2 separate regions of the Homo sapiens genome follow, and region 2 is linked to region 1. Evidence: chromatin contacts called from ENCODE Hi-C or POLR2A ChIA-PET data. All regions are on one chromosome and are shown on one strand. Each heading gives the region's core, a stretch centred on a gene start or an enhancer-like site at or near the end of the contact. The rest is flanking DNA. Distances are from core to core; before and after follow the strand shown. Region 1 has its middle 110 kb from the start of LINC02154. Region 2 has its middle 97 kb from the start of EGFL6.

Region 1 (5,683 bases), core at 2,312-4,811:
TAGTAGAACAGAATATCGTGGGGGCCAGCAACCTCTGGGGATTCTGAAATCTGTATCAGTTGGCAGGCAATGTCTCATGTCACTCTGCATGTCTAAGCACAGAAACGTGGAGCCACAGGGAAACTGATGCACTGGGGACTTGAATTGAATTTTGAAGAATGGCTAAGTAGTCAGATGAGAAGGGAAGACATGTTAGCATGATTGAAAGCACATCCCAAAGGATTTTTTCCTCACCGTTTCCTTTTTTTCTTTCTTTTCCAAAAATGACTTGATATAACTGACTCATGTGGTAGCCAGCCTCCAAGATTGCCCCCGTGATGGTTAATATTAGGTGTCAACTGGACTGGATTGAGGGATACCTAAATGGCTGGTGAAGCATTGTTCCTGAGTATGTTTGTGAAGGTGTTTCCAGAAGAGATAGATGCATGAGTCAGTAGGCTGAGAGGAAGATCCACCTTCAATGCAGGGTGGGGGGCCGGGCTAGGACAAAGCAGGTGGAAGAAGGGGGATACTCGACTGGCTCTTGCTCCCTCGCTCTCATTTCTGGAGCAGGATGCCATTTTTTTCTTCTTGCCCTTGGACATCAGACTCCAGGTTCTTTGCCTTTTGGACTCTGGGACTTGCCCCAGGAGCCTCCTGGGCCTCTCTGACCTTCAGCCTCAGAGTGGGGGTTACACTGTTGGCTTCCCTGGCTCTGAGGCTTTCAGACTTGGACTGAGCCACACTACTAGGCTTCTCTCGTTCTCTAGCTTGCAGACGCTCTATGGTGGAACTTCACCTTTGTGATCGTATGAACGAATTCCCCCAATCAACCCCTTTATATATACATATACATATATATATATGTGTATATATATATATACATATATATATGTATATATATATACATATATATGTATATATATATATACATATATATGTATATATATACACATATATATGTATATATATATATACATATACACATATATATGAATATATATGTATATATAAATATATATACATATATATACATATATGTGTGTGTGTGTGTGTGTGTGTATATATATATATATATATATATATATATATATATATATATATATAAAAAACTTGTTCTGTCCCCTGGAGAACCATGACTAATATGGCTTCCAAGGGTTCTCCCCTCATGGTATTTGTGCTCATGTGTAGTGCCACATTGAATCAGGGCTGGTCTGTGTGACCAGTGGAATATGGCGGAGATGAGGGTATATGACTTCGTAGTCTAACACACAAAGGGTATTGTGCCTACTGCCTTGCTCTCTTAGATTTCTTACTCTTAGGGAAGCCAACCACTATGTCATGAGGACACTTAAGCAGCCCTGTGAAGAGAATCACATAGGAAAGGAATTGAGGCCTCCTACCAGCCAGCACCAACTTATAAGCCATGTGAGTGCATTATCTTGAAAGTAGATCCACCAGCCCCAGTCAAGTCTTTAGATGACTATAGGCCCCGCTGACATCTGACAATCTCTGACATCTGGCTTGAGATCACAAGCCAGAACCAGCCCAATCAAACTGTTCCCCAATTCCTGACCTACAGAAAATGTGAGAGAGAATATATGTTTATTGTTACACTATTGTTTTAAGCAACCTGTTACACAGCAATACAACTAGAATTCGGAAAAAGAAATCTTAAAATCAGCAAGAAAAAGACAAACAACACAATAGGGAAATAGGCAAAAGACCTGAAGAGACACTTTACAGAATAATAATAATAACCAAATGGCCAATAATCTCAATGAAAGTTGCTCAACTTCATTAGCTATCAGGGAAATGAATAAAAACATCAATGAGATGCCACCGCACACCCACCTGAATGTCTGTAATGAGAAAGATGAAAAATACTGCTTAGAAAAGATGTGGAGAAAATGGAACTCTCACATACCACAGTGGGGTATATACCACTTGAGCAAACTACTTTTGAAAACAGTGTGTAGAAAACAGTCTACTAAACCTGCCCCAGCAGTGCCACTCCACTCTTAGATATGGACCTAACAATATTTGTACATATAGCCATGCACTGCATTATGATGTTTTGGTCAGTGACAGGCCACATATACAACTGTGGTCTCATAAGATTATGATACCATATTTTTACTGTACATTTTCTATCTTTAAATATGTTTAGATACATAAGTACTTACGATTGTGTTACAGTTGCCCACAGTGTTCAGTACAGGAACATGCTGTACGGGTTTGTAGCCTAGGAGCAACAGGTTCTAGCATATGGTCTAGGTGTATAGTAGGGTGTACCATCTAGGTTTGTGTTAGTCTGCTTTGTGTTGTTCTCACAACGATGAAATTGCCTAACAATGCATTTCTCAGAACATATCCCTATCATTAAGTGACATATGACTGCATATTTTCTGAAAGACATGGATTAGACTTTTTATAGCAGAACTATTCATAATAGCAAAATAACTGGAAACTATCTAATGTCCATTGCAATAGAATGAATAAATAGAATATTTACACAGTGGAGCACTATACAGAAATAGCATTGAATGAGTTCCAACTACACACAGCAACAGGGATGAGTCTCACAGACATAATGTTGGACTTCTGAGGGGCTGGTATTGCTCTTTCTGTATTTTGAAATCTGGCTGCTTGTTACATGGATGTGTTCAGTTTGTGTAAATCTACTTACATGTGAAAAAAAAGATTTTGAAAACACCTACTTTCTGTGATGTGTTGAGAGGGCAAAAAAAATCCCAGGTCAGATCATGACATCTGCAGTTTTAATGTTCAAGCTCAAGGTGAAGCTATGTTTGGACGTCTATTCCTCTAACTCAGTGGTAGCCAAATTATAGTCTGCAGGCAAAATTTAGCCAGCCATCTCTTCTTGTAAATAAAGTTTTATTAGGGCACAGCCACACCCATTTGTTTATGCGTTATCTATGATTGCTTTCTCCTGACACCAGCAGAGTTGAATAGTTGTGAAATAGTTTGCGTGGCCCCCAAAACCATCTGCTCTGATTGATTGAGAAGCTTCTGATGTTGTTGCATTACTTCTTTGTCCTCTTCACTCCTTGTCCCCTCTTGCCCTAGCTCAGGCCTGTATATCAAGGCCTTTTCCAAATACAGACAAGCTCTGTAATTTTCTGAAGAAAGGACAAATTGGGCCAGTGCCATGCTCGCCATTGCCCTGCCTTTGTCATATGTCTGTTTATTGGGACACAACCCAGGTGTTCCCATGATGTGCACCATGAAATGGAATGATCAGATTGTTCATTTGGCTCATTACTAAGCTGCTTCTGAAGATAAGATTGAATTTGACAACAATGGCAACACAAGTCTTGCAGAACACCTGCACACACTCAAGCTATTTAAGTGGAAAGAGATCTGTAAGTGTAAGTGCATAGTTTTTGGAAAAGAACATCTAGACAGACTCGTTTTGATTATTAACTTCAGTCCTTCTCCAGTACATGATCACAGATGGGCTCTTGATTCCCATGGCTCTGTTTTTAGCTAAGAGTATGTGACACATGCCAGGTGTTTGGCAATTACATCTTGTTGAACGTGGTCACTCATGTGGAAATACAAATATCACTCACTGTTTGAATCAAGAAAATTGTCACTGCCAAACATGTTTCAGATATTCTTTTTTCTGAAGTGTTTTCTCACTGCCCATTTATAACCAGCTGTCTTTAAGTCATTATTTTTCCTTAAGAAAGGACTTATTAAAACGGAAGAAAACAACTTTGGCAGGGATTGTTCAATAGTTAAACTCTAAGTTTCAAGTAAAAACTTTGGCTTTCTTTTCTGCATTCTTTCAAGTCCTTGCTCTGTGACCCTGGGCTTGTTTAGCTTATCTGGGTCTGCCATCTGTAAAAAAAAAAAAATTTAAGTTTATATTCACTCACTTCCTCAAGTGATCTAGTGAATGATTGTTGTCCATGAAGTACTTTTAGACACCTTGCTGAAAGAGATGATGGAATTTCAAAATTAACCCCCGTGACAAGAAGAGCCAGTACATTTCCACTGCCAGCACTTTGTGATAAAGAGTGATTTATGTCCATACATGCTCCCAACTTGCAGAGTATTTTGGAGTGATACAATCATTGTATAATTTTATGCATCTTTACCTAAAGGGAATGAGAAGGAATCTGGCTAAAGAGAAGAATTTTCTATGGGGAAGGAGAAATTGTACAGAAATTCAAAAGGGAAGACTTTAAAAAATTATTTGTTAATTTTTTTTTTGGCTTGTATTGGTTGAAATTTCAATTAAGTCACCAGAAACACATATTGAATACATGTTACATTCAAGGCACTATTGTGGATGCAAAGACATTTTAGAAAATCTCTTTTTGAAATACAAAAAGGTTTTTGGAGTAAGAAACCACAAGTTCAAATCCTGGCTACACCTTTTACTGGATGTGTTACCTTGGGGAGCTTACTTAATTTACCTGAGCCTTAATTTTCTCATCCAAAATTGGAGGGAATCATTATACACCCATCCCTTACTGTTCGAGTGAGGAGAAGGAAATGAAGTAAAGTATGTAAAGTGCTCAATAGAGTGCCTGGAAAGGAGCCAGTAGTAAATACTAGCCATGCGATTGTTGTTGTCGTATTAAAAAGTATTTCACAATTGAATCTGCTTTTAAGAAAAACTTTCCAAAACTTAGATCATAGAAAGATTATAGTGTGCCCTTTCCATGTCATACTAGAACATTATCTTCATGCCCACCTAAGGTACAGTTAATGTAGGCAAACTTGATTTCTTATTTACTTGGTTAGACCCAAGACTTTATAAAATTAGATGACAACTTGTAAAAAATTGATAAACTGAAAGAGATGGGAAGGAGATTTTGTCAGATAGAGATGTAGATGATTTCTTTCCATTAGAAAAGTATTATGGGTTTTCTGCCCCATCTGATATTAAGCATTTTTGTCTCTAGCTTGGAGATCTTGTTTCAGCATTCTTTCTTTCAGAGACTATAAATGCTTAAGGATTAAGCATTCTCCTTTGGACCAGCTATACCATCCTACTGGCTCCTTCATTTGTGAGTTAAATAAATCTTCAAAACATGTTCATTTATTGTAGGTATAACTATGTTTTTAACTTCTTGAAAATTATAATTTGATAGTTTCTAGCCTCATCTTTTCATCTTGTCCTTCTCCTCTTTGAACTTATTAGGAGAGAATAATATTTGAATGTTCCAGGATGCTCACTGAAAGAGCTGAAATTGTCTTGGTATTAGAGGGTTAGGATCTTTCATACAAAAGAGCTATAGTTAAGACAAAAAAAAAAATCATTGTACCTCAGTGCCCAACACACAGTAGATCAAATGTACTCATCCACACGCAGCATAGACTCCAATCCTTAGACATGAACATGCCCTTACAATTTTGAATCCTAAGTGTGTCTACTGTGGACAGCATATAGTTAGATCTTGTTTTCTTTATCCAATCTGATAATCACTGCCTTTTGATTGGATTGTCTAATCTATTTACATTTACAGTTATTATTGAAACAGTTGGATTTATGTCTGCCATTTTGTTTTGTTTGCTTTCTACATGTCTCAGGTATTTTTTGTTCCTGTCTTCCTTCTTTACTATTCTCTTTTGTAGTAAGTTGATATTTTCTAGTGTATCCTTTTAATTCCTTTAATTACATTTTAACTTTTTTAATTTTTTTTTTTAGTGGTTGCTCTGCAGCTTA
Region 2 (5,291 bases), core at 2,129-4,628, 280 kb after region 1:
GGCAAGCCACATGGGTCATAGGCCTTAGTTTCTTAATCTGGTAAACGGGTACAGTGCACTCAGTAATCCCTTTGGCACTTCCACCTAGCCTTCTTTGAGTGTTCTACCCGGAACATATTGATGACCTAGAAAATGAATGCCAAACACTTTCTCCCCATCTGAAAAGAGTTGGTAAAATGCAATAAGACCTAAAAACACTTGTTTGAATTTCCTTTGTGTTACAAAAAGAGGAAACAGAAAGAGTCACTGCTCTCGTGTTAGATGCTATCATTTGATACAATCACATTTCCTGGAATCTTATGAACTGGGATCACCAATTGCCAAGATGACTCAGAGGGCCTAACAGATCACAAGACTGGGGCAACTCCTCTAACCTTCAAGGCTTTATTTTAATCCTCTGGGACTCCACATGGAAATCCATAATAGTTTCTTCAAAGAGATGTGGTCCATTGTATGAAGGCAACTTGGGAATCCCTAATGAATGGATTAGGAGCACAATGGACTGCATCACACAAATGGAGGCACTCCTGTTTAAAAATCAATACACTGAGTAATTCAGAATGGGCGCTGCAATGCAGACCTTGAAGGTCATCGTGAAATAGAAACTACTATGCATCCAGTCCCTCTATTTTTCATATCGATGAAGGAAAGTCACACAATGTGCATGGAATGCAGAATTTTTCTTTATTGAGCTGTTCAGTTGGACCTCAACTCTGTGTGTGTGTGTGTGTGTGTGTGTGTGTGTGTGTGTGTGTTGGTGGAAATATTAGTTTGGTGCAAAAGTAATTGCAGTTTTTGCCACTGAAAATAATGGTAAAAACTGCTATTACTTTTGCATCAACCTAATAAATAGTGACAGACAATAAATGTCTATTATGTGCTATGTAAAAGTAGCCACGTGCAAAGTGTGATGAAGGAAAAGCAGAGTAAGGAGGGTGGAGAGCGCTGTGCCAGCAGGACTCTCTGCTTGAGAGTCAAACAGGACTCCCAGATGCAGAAGAACTTTGAGCAGAGCCCTGAAGGCAGTGAGGGATGAGCTCTTTGGTTTCCAGGAGAAACAGTGTTTCAGGCAGAAGGGACAGCAGTACACAGCCAGTGGAATCCTTGAGAAACAGCAAGGCCTGGGAGCTACAGCAGAGTGAGCCTGGGGTGAGGGGCGTGCAAGGACATCAGAGCAGATGGTGAGAGGAAGGCGGGCAGTGCATGCTGGGGCCTCACTCCAGTGAGATGGGAGCCCCCTGCAGGGTTTGGGGCACCAGAGTGACATGACCTGATGCTCCTTTGGAAAGGATTCCTCTGGCTATATGTGAAGAATATGTTGTAGAGAAAAAAGAGAGGGAAACAGGAGACGAGTGAGAGGATAAGAATCTAGGCTACTAAGATGTGGCTTAACTGGCTGATACCCCTGCAGGCGAAGAGATATGTCCATATTTCGGAGGTCGAATAAGCAGAATTTGCTAATGATCTGGATGTAGGATGTGAAAGAAAAGAATCAAGGATGAATCCAGTGTGTTTGGTCTAAGATACTGGAAAAATGAAGCTGCTGTTTGCTGAGATGTAGAAAACTGAGGAGGCCAGCATGTGTTAATAAAAGGAGGGTAGAAAACAAGGATTTGATTGGGAATACTCTAAATTCAAAATGTGTAGTAAACACCCTTGGGAAGATGGACACATGAATTCAGAGTCCAGAAGAGCGGTCTGAGCTACAGACATAATATTGGGTGGCATCAATTACATACTCCACTCTTTCTAAGTAACAGCATATTCTAAGCTCCAGTGGTAAATAACATATTCCAGCCAAGAATACCTAGATTTATAATAGTACACTTTTCTAACATAAAGAAAATCTGTAGACAAGTAAAATACAAAATTATAATGGTTTTAAATGAAGCATCTTCAAATAAAACCTGTGGGTATAATTCTGTAGCCAGGACAAGCACAGCTCAACAATATTCTGAGGGTCAAATTAGTTCATAAGCTAGACCCAGGAACAACTAGACCTCTTCCATCTGCACCTCCATGCCTTTGTGTAAAAAAGGATTGGGGAAATTGGGCTTCATCAAAATTAAAAATGTTCGTGCATCAAAGGACATTTATCAAGAAAGTGAAAAGACAACCTAAAGAATAGAAGAAAATATTTTCAAATCTTGTATCTGATAAGGGTCTAGTATACAGGGACTCATATAAAGAACTCTTAGCACTCAACAACAAAAAAGACAAACAGCCCATTTAAAAAATGGGCAAAAAACTTAAATAGGCATTTCTCCAAAGATATACTAAGATATACAAGCTTCCAAAAATATGCTCAACATCATTAGTCATTAGGGAAATGCAAATCAAAACCATGATGAGAGATTACTTCAAACACACTAGGATGACTATAATCAAAAGAATAAAAAATAACAAGTGCTGATGAGGATGCAGAGAAATGGAAACCCTTGTACACTACTGGTAGGAATGTATAATGGTGCAGCCACTGTGGAAAACAGTTTGACAGTTCCTCAAAAAGTTAAACAGAGTTACCATATGATGCCACAATTCTGCTCCTAGGTATATACCCAAGAGAATGGAAAACAGGCACTCAAACAGATAAGTGTACACCAATATAAATAGCAGGACTATTCACAATGTCCAAAAGGTGGAAACTATCCATTAACAGATGAATGGATAAACCAAATGTGGTATATACATATGACGAATATTATCTGGCTGTAAAAGGAATGAAATACTGACACACACTACAACATGGATGAACCCTGAAAACGTTATGATAAGTGAAAAAAGCCAGTCACAAAACATCCCATATTATATGAATCCATTTATATCAATAGGTAAATTCACAGAGACAAAAAGAAGAATGGTTGCTGTTAGGCGCTAGGGGGCGAAGGAAGAATAGGGAGTGACTGCTTAATGGGTATAGGGATTTCTTTGGGGGTGATGAAAATATTTTGGAACTAGACATAGGTGGTGGTTGCACAGTATTGTGAATGTACTAAATGCCACTGCACTGTTCACTTTACGATGGTCAATTTTATGTTATGCACATCTCAGCTCAATTTAAAAACAACTAAAAACTTGAAAAGATCAGTGAAAGAAAAAGTTTTGAAAAGCAAATGTCAGAAGAGGAGCCCCCCTCTGCAGCAGGGAGCTATTCTTCCAGAAGTTCTCATAAGTAAGCCCTGGGTAACTCTGATACGGACTGTTAAGTCAACAAAACAATCTCCTTTATGCCAGAGCAGCCAACACTTTCCAAAAGAGCAAGCATCGAAAAAAGTTGGCTGTTTCCCTGGTTTACGTCCGTTGCATTTATGTATTCTGTTGCTTACCATGGTTGAAGTGTTTTGAAAACAACTTGTAACCAACTAAACAAAATAGCCTGATTCTTTGTTTACCAGAAAGAGAAATGAAGGCAACTGCAAGGCAGAACTGAGAAAACTGTGCCTTTGAAAGCACAGACCGTACAGGGAGGGACATGGCTGCTATTTTCAGACTTGTGTGGGTGTGAGGGTAACAGGCCTCTGGAAACAGCTGTTTAACAACAGAATATGAGAAGTCTCCCAGGACTCCAACACCCACCCTCTACAGTGAACCAAGGGAAAGTTCACGAGAGCCAGGGGAGTTCAATACATTGAAAACAATCCGAAATGGGGATTCAACACTGGGGTTTCAATGAGCTGCAGTATTTAGCAAGGCTTTGCCCGCTCTGTTCAAAAGAACAACTCCAGGAAACTGAAAAGCCAAACCAGAAACAGACATGGTGTACTTGCTGAAAGAACTACCCTCAAAGCCGTTTCTGCAGGGATCCAGCCTCCCTCTGGGGGCCTGACAAACTGCCTGCTTCTGGAAGGAAACAGGCTTAGGTAGAGGGACAATTGACTCTTGGGCAAACTTTTGTTTCAGGATCCAACATTAAATGCAAACTCTTTGTTACAATGAAGGAAAGAAGATGGTTTGGAGACTGAACTTGCTTTCATTTTTGTTTTAATGAATCTTGATACGCACTTTTCACAGCTTGTCCCCATGCATTGGAAAGTAAAACCAACCCATTTCCACCCAGCTAGAGAGAACACACTATAAATAGGACCCAAATGGTGGTTCATTAAAAGCTGGATGACAAGCTGAACCGTGTCTTTTTGTTTTTCCCTCAAAAACTGTACGTTCTAGTAAGGAAGACGTCTTGTAATTTAAGGTACAGTTATTCTAAGAATGCTGTATATTTAGCCATCCTTTGGTGAACATTTTTAGTATTTGTTCATTCTATCATTCACTTAAAAAAATCTATATTCATTGCTTGCTGCATGTTAGACATCATGCTAGGCGTGGGGGTAAAGTGATGAGCAAAACAGACACCACCGTTTCAGGGAATAAGTGACGCACAGAGGGATACAGACAACTACTTATCCAGTTGAGGGCTGAGAAGGAAAGGAATATTTTCCATCACCCAAGTTCAAGATCTCCTTCCCCAGTTTTTTATTTTCTGTTCTAAAATTAAACTCTATCCCGGATTAAATACAGTGGGACCACTCCCTAGAAACATGGGCCCCCCAAATCATCAGAAGGCAATAGTCTAATTATCCATTTCCCAAGGTCATCAGGATGATTCAGAGTTAAATAACGGCAGTGGTCCAGGCTGAAATAGAACTCATGCTGTCAGGCCTTATTGCAGTTCTCAGGTTCTTCCCTTTGGATGTCCTGCAAACAGCTCCTAGGACGAGAACACACGTGCATCCTCCCAAACATAACTTACAATTAAATTTACTGAGAAAAGTAGCAGCTCGTCCCCTAAAAAACTGTGAAGTCCGCAAAGACATAACCCAGCTAAAAGATGCACACAAATTATATTACTAAAATGTATGCAATGTATGCAATCAAATTGAAATAGGGAGATTTCCCAGTAAAATCTAGTTACTTGACCACAGCAAAGGCCTTCCTCAATAACAATAGATACCACTTGCTTTATATTCATATAACTAAAAGAAAGTTTTCTCAAAACAAAGGGATAGTTTGCCTCAAATATAAATCCACATCTCCCTCTCTTATGTAGCAAAATACACACCCCCAACATTTAACTACCTATTTGTTCAGTATTTGTTCTTTGAGGTCCCCAAAGCTGTGACTAAGGTCCAGTCCTAACCAGGATCACCTTATTATACTGGTTTACAAGATTTGCAGGTGGCGCAAAGCTGAGTGTGGGACGGGGAGTCTCTGAAAGAACTCTGATCAAAGTAAACCTAAATAAGCTGAATTCAGACACCAATGTTACCCAGATGACAGGTAACCGCCAACTCAGG

Evidence for each region. Hi-C counts contacts between places; a loop is a spot of excess contacts on that map. ChIA-PET counts read pairs that join two places held with the same protein, here RNA polymerase II (POLR2A). Pooled maps may share reads with other maps.
Region 2: a loop to region 1 is called in a pooled map, with 2.8 times the contacts of the local background. The contact joins two enhancer-like sites. A Hi-C loop is called at or near these places in 4 of 168 maps with a recorded cell type or tissue (Calu3, PC-3, PC-9 and 1 more) and 5 of 50 pooled maps. POLR2A ChIA-PET finds 5 or more read pairs at or near these places in 3 of 52 experiments (B cell, PC-9 and WTC11).

What each region holds. Positions count from the first base shown.
Region 1 is chrX:13,191,008-13,196,690 of GRCh38, forward strand. No RefSeq gene overlaps it. Among named protein-coding and RNA genes, the nearest start is that of LINC02154, 110 kb to the right of the region's middle. Within about 2 kb of position 3,562, at least 5 of the 41 ENCODE cell types and tissues checked have a DNase peak (open chromatin) inside an H3K27ac peak, as active enhancers do.
Region 2 is chrX:13,470,298-13,475,588 of GRCh38, forward strand. No RefSeq gene overlaps it. Among named protein-coding and RNA genes, the nearest start is that of EGFL6, 97 kb to the right of the region's middle. RefSeq lists enhancers at 1,097-1,236, 3,356-3,405. Within about 2 kb of position 3,379, at least 7 of the 41 ENCODE cell types and tissues checked have a DNase peak (open chromatin) inside an H3K27ac peak, as active enhancers do.